7 separate regions of the Mus musculus genome follow, and regions 1, 2, 4, 5, 6 and 7 are each linked to region 3. The links are chromatin loops, found by intact Hi-C in ENCODE. Cell type or tissue: left cerebral cortex. All regions are shown on one strand.

Region 1 (4,000 bases), 61 kb after region 3:
TTAACAACCTTAAGGGTTCTGTCATCACGGAACTCTTCAGCATCATGCTTTCCTACTCCTGGGTGTATCTCAGTCTGTCCCTGCAACGTCTCCATCTCAGGAAGGTGGTTATATTTGTGACTTAAAGGATTCACTGAGTATACATTTCATCTATGTATGGCTGTAATAGAACCTGGGGACATTATTATTGCCCATTCCTGTTAATCTTCCTGCTAACAAAGATGCCCTTTAATGGAGGTAAGTGGACAGAGTACTTGTCTCAGTCATTGACCTGACCTCTAGGCCCAGGGGTATTCCTCAGGCCTGTGCCATCCTGTACATGTGGGGTCTCAGTTCTGCTGCAATTTTACCCATACCCCTAATCCTGCAGTTATGCAGTAGTCATGGTGACATTTCAGTTACCATAAATCCAAATGGCACATCTGAGTGGCCTCAATTGTTTGTTTTGTTCTTTTATTTTTGTTTTTGCTTCTGTTTTTGTTTGCTTACTTTGTTTTTGGTTGGTTGGTTTTTTTGATGCAGGATGTCAAATTGACTGTTTCAGAAATGTGTGATATTGAGCTTTGGCATTGCAAATGGAGAGCCTTGAACACACCTGTGTTAATCTCGTCTTAAAACTTTCACTAACATGAGAGTACAGTTTCAGAACTCTTGTTCAAGAGCATACCACAGTGGCGCACATCTATCATCTCAGAGTTTAGGAGGGTGAGGCTTGTGGGCAGGAGAACTGTGAGCTCAAGCCATCTTGGAACCTGCTTTCCTTCTCACTAGTTATCACATGGCTAAGCTGCCACCTACTCCCTTCTCGCCTTTATCTTCCAATTGCTCCATGATTCTCAGGCCTCATTACCCATAAAGACATAGACCTAGGTACAGATGTACCAGGGAGGGAGCCTAGCTTCTGAAGGAATGTGAATGATACAAGACATTTGGTCTTTGCTCTTCAGGGAATAGAAAGCTGCAACCAGCTTTTTGGAGGAGAAATATCCTTTGCTCTAGTCTGTGGTTAGGGAGATAAACCTTGCTGTTTCATGGGCTGTTGTGAAGCAGTTGGCGTTTGTGCATCTCAGCAAGTTCAGTCCAGTAATTCATCTCCAGGACAGGAAACATTCCTAGTCCATGTTCCCCATAAATGACAGTTACCAAAACCACTAAACTATTGGCAATTTCATCACCAACAAGTTGGTCTTTTTTGGACTTTCTATTCAGTCTTCTCATGTATCTGGTAAGAGGTGTGTGTGTGTGTGTGTGTGTGTGTGTGTGTGTGTGTGTGCGCGCGCGTGCCCGCGTGTTTTATAGGTGTGCACAGAGGCATTGTGAGTTACCTGGAGATCTAAGCTAAGGCCTCTGGAGGAGCAATCAAGCAATAAGTGCTCTTAACTACTCTCTCCAGCTCTCCAGCTCTCTGATGAGTTTCTTGAGTCCATTGCATTATGGTTCCTATCAACCACACATAGAAATTATTGAGAGAACTTTGATATGAACTTGGAGTTCCTAAGGGGAGTTTCAGCTTACTCTCTGATACACAAATGTTGTCCTTGAAAGAAAGTCTGAGTGAATTACAGAATGCACTGCCCAGCATGTCCACTCTGCAGCCCTGGGACACCACTGCACTCATTTCAAGTCCCTTTTTTCCTTTGTAGCTCTTACCCCCAACTCAGTGGGATTCTCTGACCCATTCATGGTTGGTTCTTATTTTCCATCTCCTTTGTGGGGTCACTGTGGGGTGTCATTTTATGTTCTCTTCAGGGGGTGATTGTTCTCTTATTTTTCCAAGATCTCCTTTTTGGCAATTTTCCTTTCCACCTTGTGACATGGAAGTGAATGTTTGTACAGTTGGCTTTTCCTTTCCATTGCTGCTGCTTCTACCTCTCTGTGAAGCTCCAGGAGAAAAGAGTGCAGATGGGGAAGCAGGCTGTCTCCCAGTTACTCAGAGGATCACTCCCAGCGCTCCTTCCAAAGGGTTGAATGAAAAGAAAGGTTACAAGTCTACAGACAGACCTTCTGAAAGGTCTCCTCAAAAGTCAGAAGTATGGACAGTTGGTACACTCAAGCCTAAAGGCTGCAAAGGAGTAAAAGCATTGGTGCATCGTCTGAGTGATGAAAGCAGATACAACCATTTGTCCAGATTCTAGGTCTAGAGAATACCTGCAACTACTGGGTATTTATACAGAAAGGCTCATTTGAGGCTCATGGTTTTCAAGTCCAAGAGTACAGAGTTGGCATCTACATGGTCTTTGGTGAGCCCCTCATGAGAGATTCAGAATGGAAAGCAGGCGTGTGCAGAAGGAACATGTGAGCCAGAGAATGCCAAGAGGCTCCAAGACTCTCTGATCCAGTTCCATGAGAGTAGGAATGTCTTTAAACCCACCAGTGTTTCCATGGGGATTAAGTGCCCTTATCATTTCCTGAAGGCCTCTTCTCCCATATACAGCTCTGCTGGGAACCAAGTATCACCATGGTTTTTGATGGGAACAAGCCATATCCAAACCATAGCATCACCCAGTTGCGAGGGCATGGGTATATTTGCCCTCCTTTCCTCTCTCACACAGTTTGAGGGTGCAAGATAAGGAAAGCATCATTCTTTTTTTTTTTTTTTTTTTTTTTTTTTTTTTTTTCCATTTTTTATTAGGTATTTCGCTCATTTACATTTGCAATGCTATACCAAAAGTCCCCCATAGCCACCCACCCCTTCTCCCCTACCCACCCACTCCCCTTTTATGGCCCTGGCGTTCCCCTGTACTGGGGCATATAAAGTTTGCGTGTCCAATGGGCCTCTCTTTCCAGTGATGGCCGACTAGGCCATCTTTTGATGCATATGCAGCTAGAGTCAAGAGCTCCGGGGTACTGGTTAGTTCATAATGTTGTTCCACCTATAGGGTTGCAGATCCCTTTAGCTTCTTTGGTACTTTCTCTAGCTCCTTCATTGGGGGCCATGTGATCCATCCAATAGCCGACTGTGAGCATCCACTTCTATGTTTGCTAGGCCCAGGCATACTCTGACAAGAGACAGCTATATCAGGGTCCTTTCAGCATAATCTTGCTAGTGTATGCAATGGTGTCCGCATTTGGAAGCTGATTATGGGATGGATCCCCGGATATGGTAGTGTCTACATGGTCCATCCTTTTATCTCAACTCCAAACTTTGTCTCTGTAACTCCTTCCAAGGGTGTTTTGCTCCCACTTCTAAGGAGGGGCATAGTGTTCACACTTCAGTCTTCATTTTTCTTGAGTTTCATGTGTTTAGGAAATTGTATCTTATATCTTGGGTATCTTAGGTTTTGGGCTAATATCCACTTATCAGTGAGTACATATTGTGTGAGTTCCTTTGTGAATGTGTTACCTCACTCAGGATGATGCCCTCCAGGTCCATCCATTTGGCCAGGAATTTCATAAATTCATTCTTTTTAATAGCTGAGTAGTACTCCATTGTGTAGATGTACCACATCTTCTGTATCCATTCCTCTGTTGAGGGGCATCTGGGTTCCTTCCAGCTTCTGGCTATTATAAATAAGGCTGCTATGAACATAGTGGAGCATGTGTCCTTCTTACCAGTTGGGGCATCTTCTGGATATATGCCCAGGAGAGGTATTGCTGGATCCTCCGGTAGTACTATATCCAGTTTTCTGAGGAACCGCCAGACTGATCTCCAGAGTGGTTGTACAAGCCTGCAATCCCACCAACAATGGAGGAGTGTTCCTCTTTCTCCACATCCTCGCCAGCATCTGCTGTCACCTGAATTTTTGATCTTAGCCATTCTGACTGGTGTGAGGTGGAATCTCAGGGTTGTTTTGATTTGCATTTCCCTGATGATTAAGGATGTTGAGCATTTTTTCAGGTGGAAAGCATCATTCTTAAACAAGAAGCTAAGGGAGTTATCCAAGGGAACTCACTGCCATAGAGAATGTGTCCTTTCTATGCTATCCAGTCCTACAGCTACCAGGAACATGTGGTGCTTGAGATGTGGATAGACTGGCCAAGAGACCATGTGTGTTATTTT
Region 2 (4,000 bases), 150 kb after region 3:
TCGGGCTTCTCAACTGTGAGTAGGCTGGAAAAGGGAGGCAAGGCAAGAATGCTAGGGAAGGGAGCTAGCATAATACCAGAGATCTTGGCAGGCATGGCAGCTTTCTGTTTGTGTAACAAAATACTTGAGACAATCAACTTAAAGAGAAGGAAGGTTTGTTTGGCTTACAGATTTGGACTTTTCAAGCAGTCCATGGTTTGTTGACCCATTGGAGCCTGTAGCAGGACAACACATGAAAGGAGTATATGGCAGAGAAATGCATTTGCTTTATGGCATGTAGAAATCAAAGAAAGGGATCTAGAGTCCCAATGTCCTCTTTGAGAGCTCACCTTCAAGTACATGACTCTGCGCCCATGACGCTCTACTTCCTAAAGGTCTGCTTCCCCATACTGCCCTGGGTGGAGACCAAGCCTTCAACATAATGGCCTTTGGGGGACTTTAAAGATCAAAACTATAATGGAAGGACTAGATGAGACTTGAGAGAAGTTTTCTATGTCCTGAGAGTGTCATTCTGAAATCGATAGCCACAAGAACTTGCTTCAGGAAGGATGGAATTTTAGTAGAACATACTGTCCTCTGACTCTGTGAACTGCTAGGCCTCCCCTCTTCCTCCCACCCACATAGGCCACAGGCCTATGGCCCCAAAGAAGAGCTCTCTGGAGGCACTGTAACTCCCAAGCCTCTGTGTGTGTCCCTGTAAACATGGCTTCACTATGGGCAGACCGTTTGTATGCTTTTCACATAAGGAGGACAGACATGTCCTTCTTCAACAATAGAGTGAAAGTCTGGGCATTCTTGTGTGGGACACAGTTTTTCTATTGATTTTCCCAAATTTATCATTTATCAAAGTATTCGGTAAATGTCACATATCACCTTAAAACAAATCTAGAGAGCCCACTTAGTCCTTCATTAACTGCTGTGCAATCCTCATAAATAACCACTCACCTAAGTACAAAAAATCCCACTGCCTCCTTCCCACCTGCCCAGAACACAGTGCAGACCACTGGCATCTTCTCATGCTAGACCCCTTCCCTGGGACAGGCTCAGAACACAGGGAAATGGGTGCCACTGAACACCCCTCTTTGGAGGAAAGCTTACCCCAGCTGCATAGTGAAACGTACCTATTGTCCCCTGCACCACAAGTCATGACAGCCTTGGTGCAGACTGGGTTACAGAAGAGCTGGTTTCAAAACAGGTGGTTTTCCTAATGTAATTGTGTTCTTATCTATCATGCTTGGGTGATAACAAAGATAGAAAACCAATAGCTGTTCTCTGTCGCCCTGGGTGGACACTGCCTAGCTGACCTTTCAGAAAGCCTCCGTCCAGCTTACTCAGTTGAGACAAATATGTCAGGGTCCCTCAGCACCCAGAGTATCCCACCTGCCCTCTTTGGTATTGAACAGGAATGCCACAGGGACTCCGGGCAAAAGGCAGGAGTTATGAAGAGTTGGGTTTGGAGAAGCATAAATGTGGCCTGATAGGCCTTCTCACTGTGAGCAATACCCCATGGCACAGACCAAGAGTACCACTTGAATAACTTTCTATGCAGAGAGGCTCTGTTCAGGTCCGCTTGGATCCTCTCTGCAGGATTGTGTTGTCTCCCAGACCCCGTGGCAAATAGGGCCTTAGCCCTCTCTTCAAACAAAAAGGTCTTTGTTTAGTCCAGTGTGAATTCCACTGCCCAGGCAGCCAGCACCAACTCAGACTTAAAAGGAAGTTCACATAGAAACAATTCATGTGGGAACACTCGGCAGCCACCCTATACCTCACAAGCCTTCTTCCTCTTTCCCACTCTCGTTACCCTGTGTATGTGGGTGCGTCCATCCCATCGCGGCTCCAGTGATCGGCAAATACAGCCAGCATCCAGACTCAGGTGAGTACTGAAGATTCTCCCTGGGCTTCCTTGGCTTCTATTACGTCCGCACAAGAGTTGCCACAAGGACTCACCAATCGGTTTCTGTTTCCTCTCTCCCTTCCATTCTTTGCCCTTCAAGAATTGCAGCTGAAGTTGGCCGTAGGTTGGACACTATAAGCATATATTTGTATTCTCTATCCCCATCTTGTGCTAGAGGAAGCCACTCTTGTCTCCCTGGTTGTGCGCAGCTTGGCTTGCATGCCCTCCCAGCCCCCGATCCAGCACCAGTGCTTTTGTCCTTGGTCAGCAGCTAGTCAGGATGAGAAGGTGGGAGGGTTGGGGCTTGGTCGTCCTTGCTGCAGGGAGAGCCATTATCTCCTCATGACTCATGCAAGCTTGCTGCTCTCCAATGGGGGAGGGGGGAGGGAGAACAGCAGAGGTGCTGCCCTATATCCCATGCTGCTATGAAACCTGCCTGCCCCCACCAAACCCATGCTACCAGTGCCCATGACAGCACTTGCCCTCCATGCAGCCCTGAGGGAAACTAAGCTGAGCTGAGAAGCACAGCCCCTACGCATGCCAACACTGTGTGCAGTACTGCCTCGTGCTAGCTAGGCTCCAGTGCCACCTGTAGGCATAGAGACTGCTGAATGCTTTCCCTCCCCTCGGGGCCCATGAATTATTCCATTTGGGTCATGTGTAGTTTTTCTATACTTAAATCAGCACTGACTCTGGGTTGGGTGGGTCCACCCTGAGATTGCAGCCTGGAATCCAGGGCAGATAGTGGGCACCTTAGCACTGTGGCAACAGGAGAACCTTAGCCTGCCTGGCATAGCTTCTGGCTGAGTAATTCTACTGGCCACTGTGAGCTCAGCATGCTTAGTGTCCAAGGCACTAACAGACACCAAGAGAACGCTTTAAAGGACTCCAGGCTCCTCGGCCTAGAGGACTGCTCACCCAAAGGCCACTGCATGCCCAACTGTATCACAAACTAGTCATTGGGGAGGAGCGAGCTCCTGGGATATCCCTGGCTTCCCTTCCCCCATTCTCGTCTCAGCTCACCCCTTGCCTGGCTTCTGTTCTTTTCCTTTTTCTCCTACCTCATGGTCGCCTTCTTTGGATTCTCCTTCAGGGATGAGTGACAGCGTCAAGGACAAGTTCTCCATTGCGTTTTCCATCGTGGGAATGTTTGCATCCCATGCGGTGGGGAGCCTCAGTGTCTTCTTCTGTGCAGAGATCACTCCCACAGTGATAAGGTGGGTGCCGGGATAACGTGGGACCTTTTCTCAGATCTCTAGATTGGTCCTTGTCTACAGAGGCCTGTGTGTAAGGACTGTCCTCAGTTCTGCCCCACCTTGGCTGCAGGACCAGGGTGTGGTGTGGCATGCAGGGCATGATGGCTGCCTGACTCACAGTCTGATGATCAGTTCCACCCTGACTCCCAAGGCCAGGTAGGAACATAACCCTAGGTCCCATCAAGACAGTTACCAGAGACATGGAAACAGGAGCTGCTTAAGGTACAAGAAACGTGGCAAGGGATAGAAAGGGGGAAAGATAAGAAAATCACCCTTGCTCCAGTCCACTGAGAGACTTGGGAAGAAAGGATTTTTTTTAAAAAAAGGTATACATGCCCCCAATAATCCTAGATTCTCAGGAGGCTGAGGCAGGAGGGTGGAGACTTCTCAGCCTACACAGGGAGACCCCATTTCAACAAAAGTTGAGGGCAGCAGATATAGTTCAGTTGTTTGTCTGGCATGCAGAAAGCCCTGGGTTCGATCCCTAGCACTCCATAAACTGGGTGTGGTGGTACATGCACCTGGGAGACAGAAGCAGAGGTTCAGGGCCATCCTAGCTATACAAAAAATAAAAAATAAGAAAGATACAAGGTTACATAGAACCTTTTTGGTTTTTCCTCCTGGCCTAAGAAGCTAATCACTAATCCAAAATTGTATCAACGATTCAGTTAATTAAAAAAGGTAAGTGAGACAGCACAACCCCAGACTGGGTAGAAGTGTGCCTTTCCCTAAGCTCAAAGGGCTTAAGTGTTTGTAAAATATGATTATTATCCCTGCGTGGTGGCCCATGAAGCACAGCATTTAATCCCACTGTGATTGTATCATGGTAAAGTTATAATATTTGAAAGAG
Region 3 (4,000 bases):
AGCTAGGTTCCTAGTGAGCAGCTGAGCAAAGGAGTCAGACCCAGACACGGAGCAGGCTTCCTTTGAAAGAACCAACACGGAAGGGGAATGAGAGAAAGCCTGGCTTGTTACATTTCAGTCAGATAAGAAAATGTAGGTTGTGTGCAGAGGGTGGAGTCAGTAATAAATATCTAACATTCATTCATTGAATGCTGACTCTGTTCTGTTGGGGTGTGGGGTGAGCGCGTCCCAAGGATTAGCTCTTCAAGTGATGAGGGGAAGAAAAGTTAAACTAACCAATAAAGTGAAATTAGGAGAAGAAGGTGGAGGAAGAGGGTAGAGGGGGAAGGGGAGGGGGAGGAAGAGAAGGAGGAAGAGAAGATCACATGTATTGGCAGGTTGCACTGTCACTCCTGATTTTGAAAATAATACTTTATTAGATTATAATCATTATACTGCATGATGGGTTTCATAATGACATTCTCACTCAAGTATGTCATTAAATGTGCTTAAATTTCCAGACTGGGTTTCCCAGACCTTTAGTGTCTTCTGCAGCCTGTGTCTCTTCCGTCTATTGTTATCTAATCTCCCCTTCCCAGCCACTCAGGAAAATTCACAGTTGGGTTCCCCAAAGTCCAGCTCTCTGGCAGTCTTCAGAAATAGTTCTCTCCACGTGTCAGAATTTCAGCAGTAAGTACATGTTGACTGGAACATTGAGCTGCATGCTTAAAAAAAAAAAGTCTCCCACTAAATTATACAACATGCAGCTGAGAAAATAACGGAGATGCTTAAAGAACGCATTCCATACATGTACTCGCAGGATATGCTTTTGGGAAAAGAACGCGAGCTTCCTTCCCCTGTGCTAAATAAGACTAGAGATAGATTGCTCCATTTAAGATTTCCATTAATTCCATTAATAAACTTCTCAGAATATGAAATGTCTCGAGAATGTAGTGAGGCTAAGATGAAAGCCGCATAATTCTCACTGGTGTCAGGCCTGGCACGCAGGAGAAGATATGCTAATGCGGCCGTTTGCCGCAGGGCTGGTGTTATTTATATAGTGCTAGCTGGGCAAGGCTGGCTCTGGAGTCTGGAGTGCCAAGAGCATTTGGATCTCCTGTGAGGTGTAGATGTGTGCGCGCCTGTGCGCAGAGCATAGGAATTGTGATTCCGAGACCTTGGGGAGGGGGTGGGGCAGGCCGCCCTCATTCACGTTTGTATCGAGTGTGTGGCTTCTGTTGAAGGTCTAGCCTTCTAGAGTTGTGTTTATTTGACATTCATTCTGGAGCACAGAAAGAAATGGCGATTTGGGGCGGGTGCTGCAGTAGGTCGTGTGTGACCCAGCGTTGTAAGGGGCTGTCATCCTAAAATTGGCAAACATGCCTCCTTGCCCCAGCTCCGTGACCATAAAAAGCTGCCTTATTTGAGTCTGGAAGAAGAACAGAAGGTTGTTCTGGAAGACAGGCAACCCTTGGGCTCAAGACCAGGAGTGGGGTGCCAGCCGCCAGGCACCTCGGAAACGAACAGAGGTCACGGAGAGCCGGTGTGCCCGGGGCGAGGTCCCTTGCGGCTGTGGGACTTGAGACTGGCAGACGACACTGTCCTCTCACTCCCAGCCAGTGCAGACTCCTTGGTGACCCCCGTCCCCCGCGCCCAGAGACCACCAGGGATCTTGCAGCGGCCCGGGTGTCCCTCTCCCCGCCCCTGCGTCTGTCCGGGCGGTGGCGACACGGCCCGGCTGGAGGGGGCGCTCGTGCGCAGGAGCGGCGCAGCAGGTGCCGCGGTTACCTCCACCTCGGCGGGGGGAGAGGGGGCGGGCCGGGGCGGGAGGCGGAGGCCGGCTCGGTGAGCCGAGAGCGCGGCCGGCTCCGCAGGCTGGCTGCGAGCTTGCGGCTTCCGGGAGCGCCCGAAGTCCGTGGAGGATCTCCCAACCCGCGGCCGCCGGCGGCCCCAGCACAACGCGCACCGGTGCCCGCAGGGCCCCGAGTCGCGACAAGGGCGCGGGTCCGGCTCCTCCTCCTCCCCGGCCGGCGCGCATCAGCGGAGAGCCTCGTAGCTAGGCGGGCGCCCGGGCCGCGGCGCGGATGAGCCGCGGCGGCTGAGGACTCGAACGGTTTCTGCCCGGCGCCCAGGGCACGGGGGTGCGCGGGTGACATGGGGGTGGCCTGACTCGCCGGGCCCGGAGCACTCTCTCCGGCCGCGGGCCCTCCTCCTCGGCGGCGGCGCTGTGCCCGGGCGCCCGCCGAGCTCCGCCGCGCTCTATGCGCCTCTGCGGGAGCCGCGGGCCCTGGCCATGGCGATAGACCGGCGGCGTGAGGCGGCGGGTAGTGGTGCCGGGCGGCAGCCGGCCCCGGCGGAGGAGAACGGCTCCCTGCCGCCCGGGGACGCGGCGGCCTCGGCGCCCCTCGGAGGGCGCGCGGGCTCCGGCAGCAGCGCGGAGATCCAGCCACTGCCTGCGCTGCACCCCAGCGGCGGCCCGCACTCGAGCTGCTGCGCGGCGACAGCCGCCCCGAGCCTCCTGTTGCTGGACTACGATGGCTCCGTGCTGCCCTTCCTCGGGGGCCTGGGCGGCGGCTACCAGAAGACCCTGGTGGTGCTCACCTGGATCCCGGCACTGTTCATTGGCTTCAGCCAGTTCTCGGACTCCTTCCTTCTGGACCAGCCCGATTTCTGGTGCCGCGGGGCCGGCAAAGGCACCGAGCTGGCGGGTGCCACTGTCACCGGCCGATGGGGTGACATGGGCAATTGGACCAGCCCCTCGGCCACCCCCTTCTCCACTGCCTCCTGGGGGACCACGAGCAACCGAAGCAACAGCAGCGACACACCACCCCTCCCATCCCCTCCAGGCAAGGGGAACAACGACTCAAATTGCGACTGCCACGCGTGGGACTACGGCATCCGCACTGGTCTCATCCAAAACGTGGTCAGCAAGGTAAGGGCCACGACCGCCGCGTCCCCGCGTTCTTCTTGTGAACCTTTTTCTTCTGACCTCGGTCGCCTCTGCTCTGTGCTCCATCTCTCATTCTCTGCAGACTTAGGTCCAAACCTACCCAGTTGAGGAACCCAAAATGTTAGCCTGTGTACGCACAACCCCGCATTGACTGGGCTCCCGGCTGTCCCTCAAAGGAGATGCTCTTACTTGGATGTGAAGCCAAGGCTTTTTTGCCGCCCTCTGCGGTGCCCGTGACGCTGCATCCGCTTCAAAGAGACCGACTTAGCCTTTTCTAATATCCACACAAACTCCTGTCCCAGTGCACATATGGAAAGGGCTCCCCTCCCCCGAAAGGTTCAAATCCTCTCCTCTATCTAGCTAAGGTGTCAGACTCACTGATGGCTCAGCAGGGGCCCTGGAAGACTCAATCCCTCTTCTAGGGCTTCTCCTTGGAGCCAGGACATAGCCATGTTCTTTCTGCAGGCTGCCTGTCCCTGTGTCTCCCACTAAGAACTAACTATCCAAGAGAAATAGTGTTCTACTCTCAGATATTCTTTCTAGCAGATGTCAGCCTCCCCACACGTGCCTTGAACAGATTAAAGCCAATTGAATCCAAGTTATAGACAAAGAAGCAGAGCCCTTTAAAAAGTTCCCTGGCCAACCCACCCCCACCCCAACCATGAGTTGTCCTTCCCAGAGATCTGACTGTAGACTTTAATGTGTTCCCTCAAATACTTTCTCAGGACTTCAGTAAATAGTCCCATAGCATAGGAAGGTGGGAAGTTTGCAGGGTGTCATCGCTGCTCCTGTACAGCACCTGCTCTGGTCTCAGGCATTGAGACCTGGTGAACTGGTCCCAGTTCGCACTTTGTCCTCCCTGTCCCTTGCAAAGGTCTTGCATTCTGTGTGGTACAGCAGGAGTGTTCTGAGAGAGTTGTATATCACCCTAAAAGTGGACAATACTGTTAGACAATTGTAACCCTAGGTAACCATAATTTTCCATTTTCTTGGCCTGTAGGAAACACTGGATGCCACCTAGTTAAGCAACTTGTGAAACATTTGTAGTTTCTGTCCCTTCGGCAGTTTAAA
Region 4 (4,000 bases), 290 kb before region 3:
GAGGACTGTGATGAAGGTGAGGGAGGACTGTGGTGAAGGCATGGGAGGACTGTGATGAAGGTGTGGGAGGACTGTGGTGAAGGCATGGGAGGACTGTGATGAAGGTGAGGGAGGACTGTGGTGAAGGCATGGGAGGATTGTGATGAAGGTGAGGGAGGACTGTGGTGAAGGCGTGGGAGGATTGTGCTTAGTGGCTGTGGTTTCAAGGCCCTTTCCAGTGTGTCTATGGGGTGGGTGGACTCAGCCTCTACCACTGACTGGGCTCTAGAAAGGTCACTTCCCTGGCTCAGAAAAATGATCGCTGAATCCTTACTAAGCAGCGTTAAGTACCTTCTACTTGGTGACTGCCAAGTGTGTTATTTTTACTTCCAAAGGAGTTAATTTGACATATTAGTTAGAATACTTAAGAAAGAATATAATGACGATGAAAATATTAGGGAGGCATTCTTTTAAACAATATTTATTATTTTAGTTTTGTGTCTGTATATGTGTTTTGTCTGCACGTCTGTAGCATGTATATTTACATGTGTGTGCCTGGTGTCCACAGAGGCTAAAGAAGGCACTGGAGCTCTCAGAACTGGAGTGGTAGACGGTTGTGAGCCACCAGGTGGGTGCTGGGAACTGAGTGTGGGTCTTCTGGAAGAACATCAAGTATTCTTAACTGCTGAGCGTATCTTCAGCCCCAGGAAAGCATTTCTGAGGTAATGACTGGAGTCAGTGGCCGACCTGCGGAAGTGAGGGAGCCCCTTTGAGGAGGTGTTGAATTTGGCTGTTGGCTTTAGGGAAGCTTTTAGCTTTGGTATTGTTGGCATTGACATTGTACTGAGCCTTCTAGCACTGAAAGTCAGCCACTGTAAGGGGAAGTCAACACCGTGAGGCCTACAGAGGAAGGAAGGGGCCCCATGGCCTGCTTGCTGTTTTCCTAAAAGCTGGCTATACTTGTCCAGATAATTGTTTTATTTTTTATTTTTTTATTTTTTCATTTCTTTGGGAGGCTAACCTTTAACTTACTATTTAGCGCAGGCTGGCCTTGAACTTACAACAGTCCTCCCTAACTATGTCAACCTCCTCAGTATTGGAATTATAGGCATACACCACTTGCGGGAGAACCCACGACCGTGAGTGCACAGGGTGGGTGGTCCATATGGGCTGTTCATTGTGTAGCAACTTCCTGGTTATCTTAGAGGAGAGCAGGCAGTTTAAGGGCCTAGGGGTCTTTTTTAAACTGGCATCTGAGCTCTAGAACCTTCTATTCAGCTGATTGCATGTAGTGAGGCAGTTTGTCTGGGTTGTCTGAACAATGGATGACTTTTGATCTTGTCATATCATATCCAGATCTTGGGGCTCCTCCACTGGACTCTGGTTATTGTTTGTGTTGTGACCCTCAAGGGTCACCAAGGCAAACCCTCCCTCCCACTTCATTCCCTCCAAGTCTTTCCATTTAAGAAACAGATGGCGATGGTGAAGACCTACACCGACCTTTCTCTTCTTCTCTTGGGGGATTTCTTCCTGCACTCTGGCATTTGGAGAGCCGGTGGGTGCCATGGAGTTGCCACAGATTCCCCTATCTGGGGATGCTGATTTATGGAGCCTGGGACTTGAGAGGCCTGTTTTTTCTCTTTGGATGTTGAGGCTGTAGGTGGTGAGGGCTCCACCAGATGGCAGCAGGCACTGGTTGTACTGAAGAAATCCTGTCAATATTCTAGTGCTTTGGCAAGGATAGCCACTCAGACTTAAGCATTCATTTCCTGTGTTGATCTAAATGTTTATCAAACCCAAGAGCACACGGATGCGGTGCAGCCATGACTACGTAGCACTAAGGAAACAGAGGTCTCAGGTCTCAGCTTCTCTGGGATATGCTAGTAGAACCCGTAGATTTCATCCACAGAAGTAAGTTGTTCCCATCAAGGTTTGATAGGGAATACTTTTTGTTGTTGTTCATTAATCCAGTATCCATTCGATCTTAGCCATAAGCTTTACTATATAGAGATAGACAGGTCATCTAGTTAACAAAAGGATATTGCTTAGGCTTTTGTTCTGTTGTTGGAGTAAACTGAAAATATAATGCTAGGGAGGACTTAGAAAGGAGGAAGGCGGTACTGTGAATGCTTCCGAGGCTGGTTAAAGACCTGCAGAAGAAAGGAATCAGGAAATTGATGACCTGAAGGGTTAATGACAGTTAGGAAAATCACCATTACAACACCATGTACACTAACTGGGAAATATTGCAAATTTTTTCCAGTGATGGAGATAAGCTAAGACCAATGGGGGAAGTTCAAGGAAAAACAGGGTTGTTTGCACAGTATTAAGACCTTGTTCTCTGAGATATTTGATAATGGCAAAGAGAAAGCAACCTACCCATCCCGGTTTAGCATCGCCAGTAGGCCTGTGCACACTGTTGCAACACACACATGCACACACGCATGCCCCATACTTCCACAGAGGGGCACTCAACATGCCTTGTGGGATTCTGCCCAGTGACATATCATCACCGAGTTTTAGCCACCTGGATATCCAGCTCCAAGGAAGAGTTGTGAAGTCGCTCACCTGAATTCCTCACAAGGCCTGCATGAGAAACACGGACAGACCAAAGCCATCAGAGTCAAGGAGATCCCGACAGCTCAGTGTAGCCAAGTTCTGGACTGCATCTGTAGCAGAAGAAAGTAGCAGTAGTGAGGCACTAGAGAAACCCCAATGAAGGGGCTTTACACTCAGTAGCATCATCCACTGGGTATTCCCTGAATGTGATGAGGGACCTTAACTGTACGAAGTATTGACAATAGGGGGGCTGCTATGGGTCATGTGGGAGTCCTGTCTGTGCCTTCATGGCTTACCTACAATTCTAAAATTAACTATAAATTAAGCATTACAGAATAGGAACATAGGAACATGAAAGCATCTTGCGGTCTAGAGAATGGCTCAGAGGCAGAACCATGCCTAGCAAGGCGAGACCTTGAGTTTGATCCTTGCACAGGGTGTGGGGTTAACCTGAAAATGAACTGTTTTCTAGAGTTAGGGATGTGGCCTAAAAAATTAAACCAGCTAGTGATTTTTTTTGCTGTGGGTTCTAAACTGACATGTGAGGAATTCGTATTTTAAGTTTGTTTGAAAATGGGCTGCAGGCACTGTAATATTTCTTTAATTATAACACTTTCTTCAGTTTCTTAATTATTATTCTTGTGTGACAACAGGTGGAAAATCATGAGCAAGTGTCATGGTAATAATGAGTATTATTTGAGACTTAAGTGTTTGTTAGAGTCTTCAGACAATCTTCCTGTTTAATGCAGCTGAGCCCTGTATAGAGGACAACCAAGCAGAACTAACCTGTTCTCCAGGCACAGGTAGCAGGAACAAGGTTGGAAACAGCTGTACTTGGGGTCAGTGTGCATACGTGCTAATGTCGTGGCTTACCAGCAGCACAGCAGTCTGCAGTCCCATAATATGAACATCAACAAGGCCTTACTGAGCTTGAAGGTACAAGTTCTTTGTCCACGTCACTTCCGTTGGTTACTCTCCTCATTACTGTCACTAAAGACACAGCTTAAAGGAGAAAGGGTTTATTTTGACTTCCAGTTTAGAAGGGATACAGCCCATCGTATAGAGGAAGGCATGGTTGTGGGGGTGTGAGACAGCTGGTCACATTGTAGCTGCAGTCAAGAGGCAGAGTAGACAGGAAGTTGGGCCAGGCTATGAAACTACAAACCCACCCCTAAGTGACTCACCCCAGTGAGGATCCCCTCCTAAAGGTACCCCAATCTTCCAAAGCAGCACGACTGGCTGGGGATTAAGTGTTCAAACACACAAACCTACAGGGGACATTTCACCCTCAAGTCACTGCACCACCCTCCAGTAGAGACTGATCCAAGAGTAACTTCCCATTCAGGAGGTTGTTGATCAGTGTGTAGATGGCGACTGGGGAGGGCAGTGCTGCAGGACTATTAGCAAAGTGGTCGTTTTAAACTGATGGCCCCTGCAGGTAGACACACGATAAGCTCAGGCT
Region 5 (4,000 bases), 260 kb before region 3:
GTAGCAGCTGGCAGTCGCCTCAGTTAGCTCCTAGAGGAACTGCCTCCAGGGATCAGGTGCTTCTTCTCTGTCATATTTGTCAAAGAATTCTTGGTTCCTTCCTCACACAATAGGAATTCTCAAATTTACATCTCAGCTGAGCTACAGTTATCCTCATGGGCTGGATTAATTATCCATGTGGATCGGTCACACGTGAAGCCAGTGGGTTTAATCAGTGAGATGAGCCACAGTGGGCCTTGAGAGGCAGAGCCTGCTGTCTCCTTAAAGACAGGAAGGTTCCCTCAGCCCTCACTTGCACTTAAACACTTAAAGCCTGTGTGTGTGTGTACGGTAAGCTCTCTGGATATTGGAAGGAATCCTATAGTACCTTCTATACCAGGAAGAGAGGTGTCACTAGGTACCTCCTGGAAATAGTGCCTGGGGCCAAAATGTGCTGATCTCAGATTGATTATAATCCTCCCGAGACTTCTTTGTGTCTTGTCTTGATCATCACAGTGAAACGTTCACTGGCAGGCACAGTGCACATCTTTAGCAAAAAAAAAAAAAAAAAAAATCTCATCTCAGCATGGAGTATGTAAAATTAGAAATTGGCAGAGTCAGGAGAGGGAGCCCAGCCTCTTGATAAATGTGGATCACAGAGATATACCACCAGGATGCCAGAGAAACCTCTAAAGGGCATCTGAGTGTGCCTTGGCCCCCCACACTCAGCCTAGCCAAACCTTCATTCTCCAGGGAGCTCCACTTTTCTTGCCCTCTCCCAGCAAGACCCCTCATTTCTACAGCAGACAACAAGCCTAGGACCCTCCCAGCTCCATCCCTTCACATACCTACTGATCCTCTCAAGCCCTCAGTAGCTGTCTTTCCCCCATGCCTGCTTATTTACAGATGGTCTAACTGGGAGGTTTTAGCTCTGGGCTCCTGCCCTACCCCCCAGTGTTCTCTAGCTGCACTAAGACCCATATACTCCCATGCCATGCCCTGAACTTCTGTTGGTCTCACACACCCTCCAAAATGATACAGTCAGGTGACCCCGGGCTGTGTGCTCTTACTTTCTTGCTGACTCTAGCAGCAATGAGATGATCATGCAATGCATACATAGTTCATATATCATAAGCATATTATATAGAATATTTGCATAAGATTAACTTGGGAATCTTATGTCTCATGATATAATAGTGAGATGAAGTCAGTAAAAGTGGACTTAGAAATCTGAATTTGGATTTTCCCCCAGGCTATAGGTCTCCGTTGATGCTAAGCAATGGCAGTGATCTACAGCTCCCATCCAGTCCCATATGCAGATACACAAATATACACACTCACCCATGGACACAACTATGCTTACAGGTGAGCACATAGATATACATACTCATATGCAGGTACACATAGACTGATGCCTAATCTGTCATAAATAAAAACTCAGAGACAGGTATTTGCACACAGACACACAAATATTCGCACACGCATACTCACCCAAATATGCACATGCCCAGGAAACACATGTCTGAAAACTCTTTCAAATTCAGAAGATGCAGAGACAGAGAGTACCCTGTCGTGACCTGGAGGCAGGGCCAGAGGCAGGACCTCCACCTGCCTGCTCTTTGGCCCCCATCCTTAAGTGCAGCTGAGCCCACTCCTGAGTCTGGCAGCCTCTTAGAATGCAGACTGCCCTCCTGCTAAGATTCAGATCATCTGAGTCAATCCCATGGCAACCATTGGTTAACAAGGCCAGAGCAGGCTGCGTTCAGCCCCTTCTCCCTCAGCCTGGAGGAGAGTGGGAGACTAAGGAGTTTGTGGCCTGTGCATTAGTGGAGACATCTGGAACTGAGCGGCTATGAGGAGTTCCTGGTAGGCAGACAGATAGGAAGATGGGCCATGGCTAAGTAATAAAGATGGTGAATTGCTAAGATGGCTGGCTTCTCCTTCTTTTCCAGACCTGAGACAAAAGCCTGGCCCCTAAAACAAAGGCCTTGTGTGCTTCTCTCTCTCTCTCCCTCTCCCTCTCTCTCCCCCTCCCCCTCTCCCTCTCTCTCCCCCTCCCCCTCTCTCCCCCCCCCTCTCCCCCTCCCCCTCCCCCTCCCCCTCCCTCTCCCTCTCCCTCTCTTGCAAGTAGGCCCCTGCTGTTGGGCTGGCTCAACAAGTTCAATGCAGGATCAGGACAGGTTACACAACAGTTTTGGGCCAATCAGACAATCTTTCTTCAAACTGACCATCGGAACATTGGAATAGGAAGACCTTTCAGAGATTTAAAAAGCCCAGCCTGAAGGAAGAGACAGGATTTTCCCCCTGCATTAGACGAGGGTCTTTCTCTTTGCGTGTCTCTTCATCCTCAGTAAATGCCTTTCTTCACCTGCTGCTATTGTCTGCTGCTGCTTGCTACTCTCAAGACAACTGGCAGAGAAACAAACCACATCAAAACCCCTAGATGGCGGTGGTATTACAGGCCAGTGAAGACCCTGGTCGAACAGTTCAAATTCACTCTGAATTCATTCTTTCCCCTGGTCACCGATACCCCAGGTATCATCCTACTGAAAGCAAGAGCTGGTGTTGAAAACTGCTCTGTGTCAAGTATTTTACAAACTCTTCACCATTCCATTCTTTATAGTGACCTTGTGGATTGGGCAGTGTCACCATCATCTCTTTCTAATGAGGAGGATGTTCTGGTAAACGTGAATGCTTAGTGTTAGGTAGTTTTCAGCTGATTCCCAGCTCCTGCTTAGGCGCAGCCCTTCCAGGGACTGGGGTTGGCTGTGTCACAAGCTCTGCTTGTTGTCCCTTTGGGGCATTCTCAGGTAAAACATTTTCCTGTTTTGTGAAAAGGTGCAGTATGGCTCAGTGTGTGTGTGTGTGTGTGTGTGTGTGCATGCCCGTGTGTGTGCGCACGTGTGCATGTACGTGTGAATGTGCACTCCAGCATTAGCATCCATCCATTGTTATTATATTGTTAGTATTATTATACTTAACAAGTATTTTGTTATTTTTTAAAGAATTTTATACAACATATTTTGTGTTGATTCTGCCTAGTGGGAATAAAACCACTACCACAATTTTGAACCAAGCTTGAAGCAAACTTTAAATACTGGCCAAGATAATGGACTCTGGCCAGGTTCATTCTTGAGGTCTCAGGAAATGGCAACCAATCACATTTTACAGAGGCACACCCATAAGGCCACTGTATTTTCCATGAGGTCCAATTAAGGACAAGCACAAATCCTGACCTACTTCCTGCCTTTGTGCCTCCTGCCTGTATCAAGCAGAGTCATGCATACATCCTGTGTATTTCATGCCTATGTACCTCCCACCTATATGTGATCCAATGCCATTGAGTCAAATAAACTTGTTTAGGGGATCGAAAACCTGTGACTTGCTATCTTCTGTAAACAATAGCCTCCAGCAATTTGGGAAGTACCTGTCCTTGGGCAAGGGACTTACAGGTTAGAGGTATTTTTGTTTCATGGATCTTTTAGGCAAAATAACTAAAACTTAAATCATAACTGTGTTCTTACATTTGACCCCCGTCTACCCCTAACTTCCTAACGTCTCTCAGATCTACCTCTATCTTCACAGCCACTATCGTTTTGTTAAAATAGAGATGCTTATTGGGCAGGATACCATAACTTCTCATGCTCCTAATCCATACGGCTTGTCATCCACCAAGCTACTCTTTTTTGATGGTAGCACGTGGAACGTGTCCACCAAGACATATCTTACATGGGAAAGTCCCCTTAAACCATGAGGAAGAATTCTTTTTCACTCTCAAGATTAGCAAGTTTCAAGGTTCTCCAAGGCTCTGATGACACACCAGCACCTTTCTCTGTAGCTGGGTAGCCTGCATCTCCCTTGGTCAGTGTTTATCCCTTGTTTCTCCATCCTCTTTCCTTCAATTCAAACTCTTGCCTCAAAGCTTATACTCAGTCTGGTTTTGCTTCTACAATATCCTCCAGTATCCTTATCACTGTACCTGTAATGTCCCATTTCCTGGTCCATCTGCACTTCTGGAGTC
Region 6 (4,000 bases), 51 kb after region 3:
GTATGCTGTGGTTAAATGTTCTACCCTTCACACTTTTGCTGTCTTCAAGTTGCCAACAGGATGAGTGGTTGTGTAATTAAGACATAAAATAGAGATTCCTGGCAACTTCTTGAAGTCCTTGAACAGTAGCTGAGTGTGGGCTATCTAAGGAAAAGGTCAGGTCTGAGCCGAACCACGGGAGTGGTGGCTGCCCCTACCGCCGAGACCGCTGTGAGGTGAAACACACGGGCTATATCGGAGGGCAGCTTTTCCTTTTTTTAACCTATGAATGTGATCCTGTTTGCATTCACACAAGCCCACTCACACATGGTGGAACACTAGATTTAGTTGTAAGAGACGCAGACAAGAAGTGCAAATCATGTCTCCTGTCTCTCTATGAAAGTCATGCCGTCTCATCAAGGACTAAAGAGATGGTTACATAAGCAGATTCAACTGATTGCGGTATGACTCTCATTCTCAGCTAAGACCATAATGTCACAGGCCAGGTGATCCCGTGCTACTTAAGATGTGTCTGTCTTTCAAGCAAGCCTCTGTATACTGTGGCATTCACTGCTCATCCCAGCTCCTCAGGAAGCTGAAGTAGGAGACTAGCTTGAGACTAGGGGTTTAAGGCCAATCTAAACAGCATAATGGGGCATGTCTCTTTAAAAACAAAACAACAACAAAAGAAAACAAACAAAGCAAAAGTTTAAAATAAAAGCCAAGATTACTGCCTTGTTTTGTTTTTTTAAAGTTGATTTCATGTTGGATATAGTAGGATTGTGTTGTTTTGAGTTTTTGCTTGCTTGCTTGCTTGCTTGGTTTTACAGTGCTAGAGACAGAATCCGGGGCCTTGCATCTTCTAGCAAAACATGCTACTACAGAGTTACATATCTGGCCCTTTTTTAAAAGCACTTTCCCCAGTTTATTTATTTTTTGTGGGTTTTTTTTATTACGTATTTTCCTCAATTACATTTCCAATGCTATCCCAAAAGTTATTTTTTGTGTTTTTAAAATGTCTCTTATTTCTGCCCTTTCCTCCTCCTTTCCCTTTTTTCTCCTCCCTCCAAACCTTTAGATCTTTCCTTGCTTTTTTTCAAATATGTGTGATTGTGTATTTACATATATATTTTCTCATATAATGTGCCCAGTCTGTATAATGTTACTTGTATGTATGTTTTCAGGATGTACCATTTAATCATATTATCATAGGTACTTTTTTTAGTTCCTCTGGTCATTACATCCCCAACCTCTTTACTCTCATTAGCTTTCCCCTCCCATAATTCTGCTTTTCTGGTTTGTAACAGTGGATGTTACCTTTTGCTAGCAGAGACCTTGCCTAAAGATAGACATGTAAATGTAACTATGTAACTTTTTTTTTTCTAACAATGAATAACTTTATTGAGAAATTCTCTCAAGGAGGTTCTCATTATAATAACCCTCTTTAATCCTAAAGAGTCCAAATGACTAGATGAATTTTACATATACAAAGAGTGATAAGAAATTATAAAGTGCCTAAAGTTACTGATGACATTGAAAAATTAGACTCCAAGTCTTGACTCAATTTCTAAATAGAATAGAAAAAAAAAAAAAATCTAAGGTTTGCTCTAGGTGGAGGGTTGTGGTTTTTTTCCCCCTGACATGACACTAATGAGTTTAAACTCTCAAGGAAATATTTAATAGATCCTAGTCCATAGGGGCACGATGATACATGTACTCTTACTATACTGTCTATCTTTATACTTATTTAGTTTCTCTAGTTGTCTATGTTGCTGAAAACCTAGGGAATTATTTCAGTCAGCAGGATTACTAGGTCTCGTCACTACACTGCTTTGTTCTGTTCTTGCTTTTTACTTGAATGAGTGCGCCAAATGGCCCCAAGTGGTGAGCAGGAGACTCACCACTTGTGGAATGAAGAGAATGGAGCTTGTTGAGCTATGGAATGAAGAGAATGGAGATCGGCTGTTGGACAAGCAGTTGACTGCGCCTAAGAGTGCAAACATTTGCCTTGCCTCTGGTTGGCAAGATGAGAATATGGGTCTCTTTTTTTTCCCCTGTCCACATCCATCTCTAATACCTGAGTCTTTCTGTAGCACATTCTTCTGGGCTGTAAACCTGGTTCTGGGCTGTAAACCTGGTTCCAGCTCTACTGACAGGGCATTTTTCTACCAAGGATCTGTGTCAGAGTTTACCATAGGGCTTTGACAAACCATTTTATTTTGACTGGACTTTTCCCCCCTTGAGTGAGAAAGCTTGTATAAGCGTGAGGACCTGTTTTCAAATCCCTAACATGCATATAAAGAGTTGGAAGATGGGCTCAGAGCTTAAGAGAACTTACTACTCTTGCTGGAATCTGGTTTCCAGCACCTACATGGCATCTCACAACTGTATGAAAATCCACTCTCAACAGATCCAGATCCAAAATTGCTTTCCAGCCTCTGCAGGCACAGTATCCTGTGCACATGTGGTGCACACACACACACACACACACACACACACACACACAAACACACAGAGAGAGAGAGAGAGAGAGAGAGAGAGAGAGAGAGAGAGAGAGAGTCAAATACTCATACATACAAAAAAGAATCTTTCAAAAGTTGGGCATGGTTGTTGTAACCTCAGCACCATAGAGGAATGGAGACAGGAGGATCTCTGAGACTTGCTGGCCAGCAGCATAGTATGGGTTCAGTGAGAGACTATGTGTTAAAGGAAGAGGTAATGGATGAAAGAGCAAGACATCCAGCTTTTTCCTGTGCTTTGTACATGCATATAGGCACACGCATCTGAACACATGCTACACACACACACACACACACACACACACACACACACACACACGTTAATTATTTTCCTCTGGCTCAACTTGGCATCATTAGAGAATTCACAGATTGAAGGCTATCAGTCATCCTGCAGCCAAAGTGTGAAAAGCAAAGCAATAAATACATCAGCGAAAGAAGGAAGAGAGGAGGAGGAAGAAGAAGAGGGATGGAGACAGGTATGATGGGTCCTGCCTGTATTCCCAGAACTTGGGAGCTTGAGATAGAATGGTCGTCAAAAGTTCAAGGCTAACCTGAACTGCCTGAGCTATAAAATGAGAACCTATCTCAAAAAATTAAAAGATGAAACTGGAGCATTTGCCTCTAAATCTTTTTTTCTGACCTGCTTCTGAGCATCGGAGTTCCTTGTGTCACAATGCAGTGGTGAGTAGTAATAGATGTGGCTGGTAATGAAGTCCCTGTGTGGCCAGGATGCTGTAGTACAGGGCAGGTGGTCAGTGAACTCTCCAACAGGGAGCTGTGCTTTGATACCTATGACTGCTTTTTTCTTAAACTATATCAGTCCTTCGGACAAAAAGTACTTTTAAAGGCCTGTAAAGCATGGACAGATGTGCTGTGCCTTCTGCATGCTAAGAATGCCAACACGAGGCCTCCCTGAGAACCATATGCCTCATCTTAGAAGACAAAAACATGCAGTGACTGCCTAAATGTATAGATAGGTTAAAGTGCTTGGTTACTAGGGGCCTTTCAATTTGGTAAGGATCGATACATCTCAGAATCAGAGGAGGAAAGCAAAACCAGCAAATATTTTGGCCCTTTGGCATTTGAAATTATAAGGTTTAGCTGAATTCTCTGCAGAGTAAACAGCCTTATTAAATTGTATGGTTCCTTACTGGCCAAGTTTTGTCATGTTGGAATTCTAATGCTGCCTCTCTACTTTGAAACAAAACTGTCTTTACAGCAGAAGAATCCATAGATTGATCTAGAAATCGATAGATTTGAGCTGTGGCTTGAGTCCCTCAGATGACTGTGACCACAATAGATGACTTAAATTCTGTCAGCTTCTAGTCTCTTCCTCTGAAATTAGAGGGTGAATTTTCTAATGTGTTCAAAGCATAGGCCCATTCCTGAAATAAATGGTGGTGGTGTGTGGGGGGGGGGGGGAAGGTTAGGAAGAACAAAAACGCAGAGAAACCCTTCCAGTTTGAGTATTTCACAACCTTAGAATCCTAAATTCAACCACT
Region 7 (4,000 bases), 290 kb after region 3:
GCCCTTGCCGGGCTGCCAAGGCTGCTTCCTAATCTGTATTTAATAAGTCTAATTAATCTAATAGATCTTTATATGCACAGGTGCTTAGCTCTAGCAGCTCTAGAGGAAAATTTACAGCATTAAATGATATATTAGAAAAGACTAAACATCTCAAAGCAATAATCTAAGATTTCTACTCTGAGATTGGAGGGAATAAAGCGAATCAGAACCCAAAGCAAGCAGGAGGAGGACAGAAATAATGGAAGACAGAAAACAAAACCAAGCCAACATTAGAAACAGATACTTTAAAAGATCAGTGACTGGCCGGGCAAGGAAGATGTGACACAGATGACCAATGTGGACACAGGAGGTGTTTCTACAGACCTTACAACTTAAGGCATGACTCAAATGTCTAGAGGGTAGTGAGGGAGTGCTCCCGATGAGTTAAAAGTACGGCACTTTGACGATACCATACTTGCTATGGTGAGACCCATGCAGCAGAAGACTAGAACGACCACAACGCCACTGAAGTAGAGAGAACACAGACACCTATTTTGTAAAGTTATGGAGTGGGACACAGTGTAATAAAGAGGAACTGCAGGGGAAGGGGGCAGTGTTCTGGAGCAGGAGTAGTGTTTACCCATTGAGGCAGAGAGCAAGAGCCCAGGAAGAGAAGTGGAGGATTTGGAAGAAGCAAGGGCACTGGGTGCCAGAGGCAGCGGGGGCTCACGGATGGCAAAAGAGGAACAGGCTACTCTAAGCCAGGGTGGTGAGGACAAGTGGAGGCCAGATTAGGGTTGCTTTCTAAGTCATCTGTTACTTAAGAGTTTCAGATTGCTTTAAAAACAGGAAGAGCACAGAGAACTAAGATTCTAGAACTTAAGATTCTAGCCTCCAAGTAGTTTACAATGAGAATAGCAGAATACCTGGAAGAGACTTTGCACGTGCTGGGCTCTGCAAACTTTTCCTTTGGGGCCAGGGAGTAAATATTTCAGGCTCCGAAGGCCAAGATATCCATCAAAGACATAGTATAGGCACAGCCTAGGAGAGAAAATGCTGGACCCACTGGGGGCAAACCTCTTCTGTTAGGCCATCTGTAGTTTAGTAGAGACACAGAAAGCTTCTAGTGAGAAAGGAGAGCCATGATAGGTCAGACTGGCAGGGAAGAGTGGTTGGAAGCCCAGGTAGCCTCTCTTTCGCCCCAGTGACCCCTAAGCCCTGGGAACCCCTCTCTCCTTCTGAGAACATGATTCTCCCAATTCAGAAAGGTTGCTAGAAACTAACCAATGCCAAGGCTGGGTGCCTAGCAACTGCCAACACTCCCATAAGCTCTGGCTATGGTATAAGCTGGGCAGTAATGCTGGGAGTAGAAGAAAAATGGGGAAGAGTTAGGGTGTAGATGCCCCAGCTTGGTCTCCAACTCATGAGCTAACTTTCATTGGTGCCTCAAAATTGTAAAAGTGGTAGGCTGGAGTTGAACCACAGGCTGGATGGCACTGGCCTCACTCTTGTACCCCTAAAGACCTAAAGGAGAAGCTTAAAGAAGGCCTTAGCCAAGAAAACTGTACAAATCATTGTAAGCAAAACACAGGTTCATTTTTCAGCATAGTGTTTCCTTACATAATCATTATATTAATTTATTCATGTATTCATCCATCCATCTATCCATCCATCCATCCATCCATCCATCCATCCATCCATCCATCCATTTATTCATTCATTCATGGTTTTTATTTTGAGACCAGGCCACGCTATATTGCCCATGCTGGCTTCAAACTCAGAAATCTCCAGTCTTGACCTTGTGAGGAGCTGAGATCACAGGCATGTACTACCACAACTGGCTTTTTCATATTACTTAAAATGAGGTTATGAGTAACACTTCACAACACCCCCGCCTTCTGCCAAGCTCACTCCCTGAGGTAGCGAGTGTAAATACTGCTGTTGCGGAGCTTCGGCCTGAGTCATGCAAGTTTCACTTCTGGAAATAGAAAACTATCCATTTCTAGGTTGGTTAAATTCGGTGGCTTTCCTGAAAACTCACTCTTCTTTTGACCTTGGAGCTGAGAACTGCAAGTGGATGAGATGTGACTTGTCAGCCAACACACATCGAAGCAAGAGACGGGGAGGGAATGAGAAGGATCATCATGACTGTGCCTACGGCGGGCAGCACTTACCCTGGTAAATCCTGCTGTCTTCCTCGGTGACATAGGCATTTGCTCCCCAGATCACCATCTTGCGGATATAAGATGGGTACTTTGCAGCAGCGATGAGCGCAGTTATGCCGCCATCACTCCAGCCCAGGAGGGAGACCTGCTTGAACTGTAGAGCCTGTGGGTGACACAGCAGGATGCACAGCACAGTTACCACTGCGCTACGCTGAAAGAACCTGGGTGGTGGTGATCAGAGTTCTGTAAGTCTGCCACTTAGATCTGGCGTCAATTAATTAGCTTTGCTACATTGTCATTGTTATAGAACCTTGAGTACATTGTAGGTTTTGACTTATGTGGGAATCATATCTTCTTCCTCTTGGATAAAATATCCAAATACGGAATCACTGAATCAGCAGCAATCTGCTGTTATTTGGGTATGGCAAGCACTCTGTGTGTGTGTGTGTGTGTGTGTGTGTGTGCACCTGGGTGTGGCTCAGAGGACAATCATGGAGATCGGAAAGGATCTTAAGATAAAATGCATCCGAGTATCTGGTGAAGCCACAGCTGTAGTTGTGGGAAGAACTGGCTAAAGACAAGAGGGAGCACAGTGTCATAGCAAAGCCGTGTCTGTCCTTGGGTGGTGAATCAACCAGGACCCCAAAAATGTGCTCAGCAAAGAAAGCTGACAGAGCATGGCAAAGAGGCTTCTGGAAGTAAAACACTGTCTGAAAAGGTTAAAGTCAAGGAACTAGCGAATGTTAGCCAGGACTCTTGCTGGTGCCACCCCACATGCACACACATTCTCTGGCTAACCATTTGACATTAATATGCAGAATGAGAATCTGTATTATCTATAGCCTAGCACACTGCCCTCCTGGACTCATTTACCAGGAGACAGACCCAGGATATAAACAACATTGCTCGTAATCACAAAATTGACAAATGCCCATGAGCAACTTATAACAAAACATAGCTCAAAATTCACCATTTACCAGTAGATGATGCGTAGAATAAACCAGTGGATACATCCAGTGAAACGTAGCAGCTCTCTTGATCCTGCTGGGGTTATACAATCTATACATAGCCATACCTCACCAGGGATGCCTTGTAATGTATGGTACCAAGAGCTACACACATACGTGAAGTATAGAGCAGATACCTTGGACAGGGGATATGTTAACAGTTGGGGTGGGGTGGGGTGGAGCCAGGATGGCTGAGCAGCATCACATTTACTGGACCACTCAGAATATCATGGGATTTAAAACTCATGACAGAGTGCTACAGATAACATTAATGAACTTGCATTTTAGAAAGACAGGAGGAAATATTTCAGAAGTTTTTCTCATGAGGAAATGATAAATGTTGGGGACAGGACTGGGGAGACAGTGTTGTTGGTAAAGGGCTTGTGGAACATGCATGGGGACCTGGGGTCTCTCTCAGGACACATGTAGAAAGCTAGACACAGTGGTGCATGCATGCAATCCCAGCTTTGAGGAGGTGGGGACAGGAGGATTTCTGGCCATCCAGCCTAGTCTTCTTGGGGAATCTTCAGGCCAATGAGTGATCTTGTTTCAAAAAAAAAAAAAAAACAAGGCACAAAGCAACTAAGCAACAATGGTTGATGAGACAGACATGTTTAACCTGGTTTGGACATTCATTATGCAGTATAGACATATCCTGGAACCTTATTTAACTCTTTGGCGTGTACAATTTTTTTTAAAATGTATTAATGTATAAGCTAAAAGTAAACTTAATTTAAAGTACAAAACATTACAACTATGAATGAATTATTTCTGGAATTTTCCAGACCACAGTTGGCCATAGATAAGTGGAGCCACAGAGAGTGGGAGCACAGACAGGGGACAATGGCA

The links. Hi-C counts contacts between places; a loop is a spot of excess contacts. Peaks named below come from ENCODE experiments on the same cell type or tissue, not always from the same donor. Only the 100,000 strongest peaks of a DNase experiment are listed, where the experiment ranks them.
Region 1: it touches region 3 in a loop (2.6-fold over the local background); 8 of 42 quality-filtered maps call a loop at or near these places.
Region 2: a loop joins it to region 3, with 4 times the contacts of the local background. A loop is called at or near these places in 17 of 42 quality-filtered maps.
Region 4: a loop joins it to region 3, with 3 times the contacts of the local background. A loop is called at or near these places in 17 of 42 quality-filtered maps.
Region 5: it touches region 3 in a loop (2.4-fold over the local background); 2 of 42 quality-filtered maps call a loop at or near these places.
Region 6: a loop joins it to region 3, with 2.4 times the contacts of the local background. A loop is called at or near these places in 5 of 42 quality-filtered maps.
Region 7: it touches region 3 in a loop (2.7-fold over the local background); 8 of 42 quality-filtered maps call a loop at or near these places.

What each region holds. Positions count from the first base shown.
Region 1 is chr13:34,282,430-34,286,429 of GRCm38, reverse strand. All of the region lies in intron 3 of Slc22a23 (solute carrier family 22, member 23), which reads left to right. Among named protein-coding and RNA genes, the nearest start is that of Slc22a23, 61 kb to the left of the region's middle. RefSeq lists an enhancer at 1-1,036. In left cerebral cortex, no CTCF peak of the experiment used is centred here; DNase peaks (open chromatin) are centred at 789 and 1,844.
Region 2 is chr13:34,191,267-34,195,266 of GRCm38, reverse strand. Slc22a23 (solute carrier family 22, member 23) reads left to right here. Exons shown (of 10, transcript NM_001382849.1): 7 at 1-15; 8 at 1,841-1,873; 9 at 2,988-3,111. Among named protein-coding and RNA genes, the nearest start is that of Gm52037, 4.6 kb to the left of the region's middle. In left cerebral cortex, a CTCF peak has its summit at 2,484 (motif pointing left); DNase peaks (open chromatin) are centred at 1,692, 2,221 and 2,441; H3K27ac peaks cover 1,407 bases.
Region 3 is chr13:34,343,070-34,347,069 of GRCm38, reverse strand. It overlaps Slc22a23 (solute carrier family 22, member 23), which reads left to right and starts at 1,852. Exons shown (of 10, transcript NM_001382849.1): 1 at 1,852-2,911. The coding sequence starts at 2,273. In left cerebral cortex, CTCF peaks have their summits at 1,725 and 2,488; DNase peaks (open chromatin) are centred at 1,699, 2,511, 2,888, 3,095 and 2 more places; H3K4me3 peaks cover 3,209 bases; H3K27ac peaks cover 3,357 bases.
Region 4 is chr13:34,633,855-34,637,854 of GRCm38, reverse strand. The region is part of intron 3 of Pxdc1 (PX domain containing 1); the gene reads left to right. Among named protein-coding and RNA genes, the nearest start is that of Pxdc1, 17 kb to the left of the region's middle. In left cerebral cortex, a CTCF peak has its summit at 1,651 (motif pointing right); a DNase peak (open chromatin) is centred at 1,658.
Region 5 is chr13:34,603,832-34,607,831 of GRCm38, reverse strand. No RefSeq gene overlaps it. Among named protein-coding and RNA genes, the nearest start is that of Pxdc1, 47 kb to the left of the region's middle. In left cerebral cortex, a CTCF peak has its summit at 2,430 (motif pointing right); DNase peaks (open chromatin) are centred at 355 and 520.
Region 6 is chr13:34,292,302-34,296,301 of GRCm38, reverse strand. The region is part of intron 3 of Slc22a23 (solute carrier family 22, member 23); the gene reads left to right. Among named protein-coding and RNA genes, the nearest start is that of Slc22a23, 51 kb to the left of the region's middle. In left cerebral cortex, a CTCF peak has its summit at 1,847; a DNase peak (open chromatin) is centred at 327; H3K27ac peaks cover 1,067 bases.
Region 7 is chr13:34,048,588-34,052,587 of GRCm38, reverse strand. Bphl (biphenyl hydrolase-like (serine hydrolase, breast epithelial mucin-associated antigen)) reads right to left here. Exons shown (of 7, transcript NM_026512.1): 4 at 2,154-2,307. Among named protein-coding and RNA genes, the nearest start is that of Bphl, 13 kb to the right of the region's middle. In left cerebral cortex, no CTCF peak of the experiment used is centred here; DNase peaks (open chromatin) are centred at 727 and 1,909.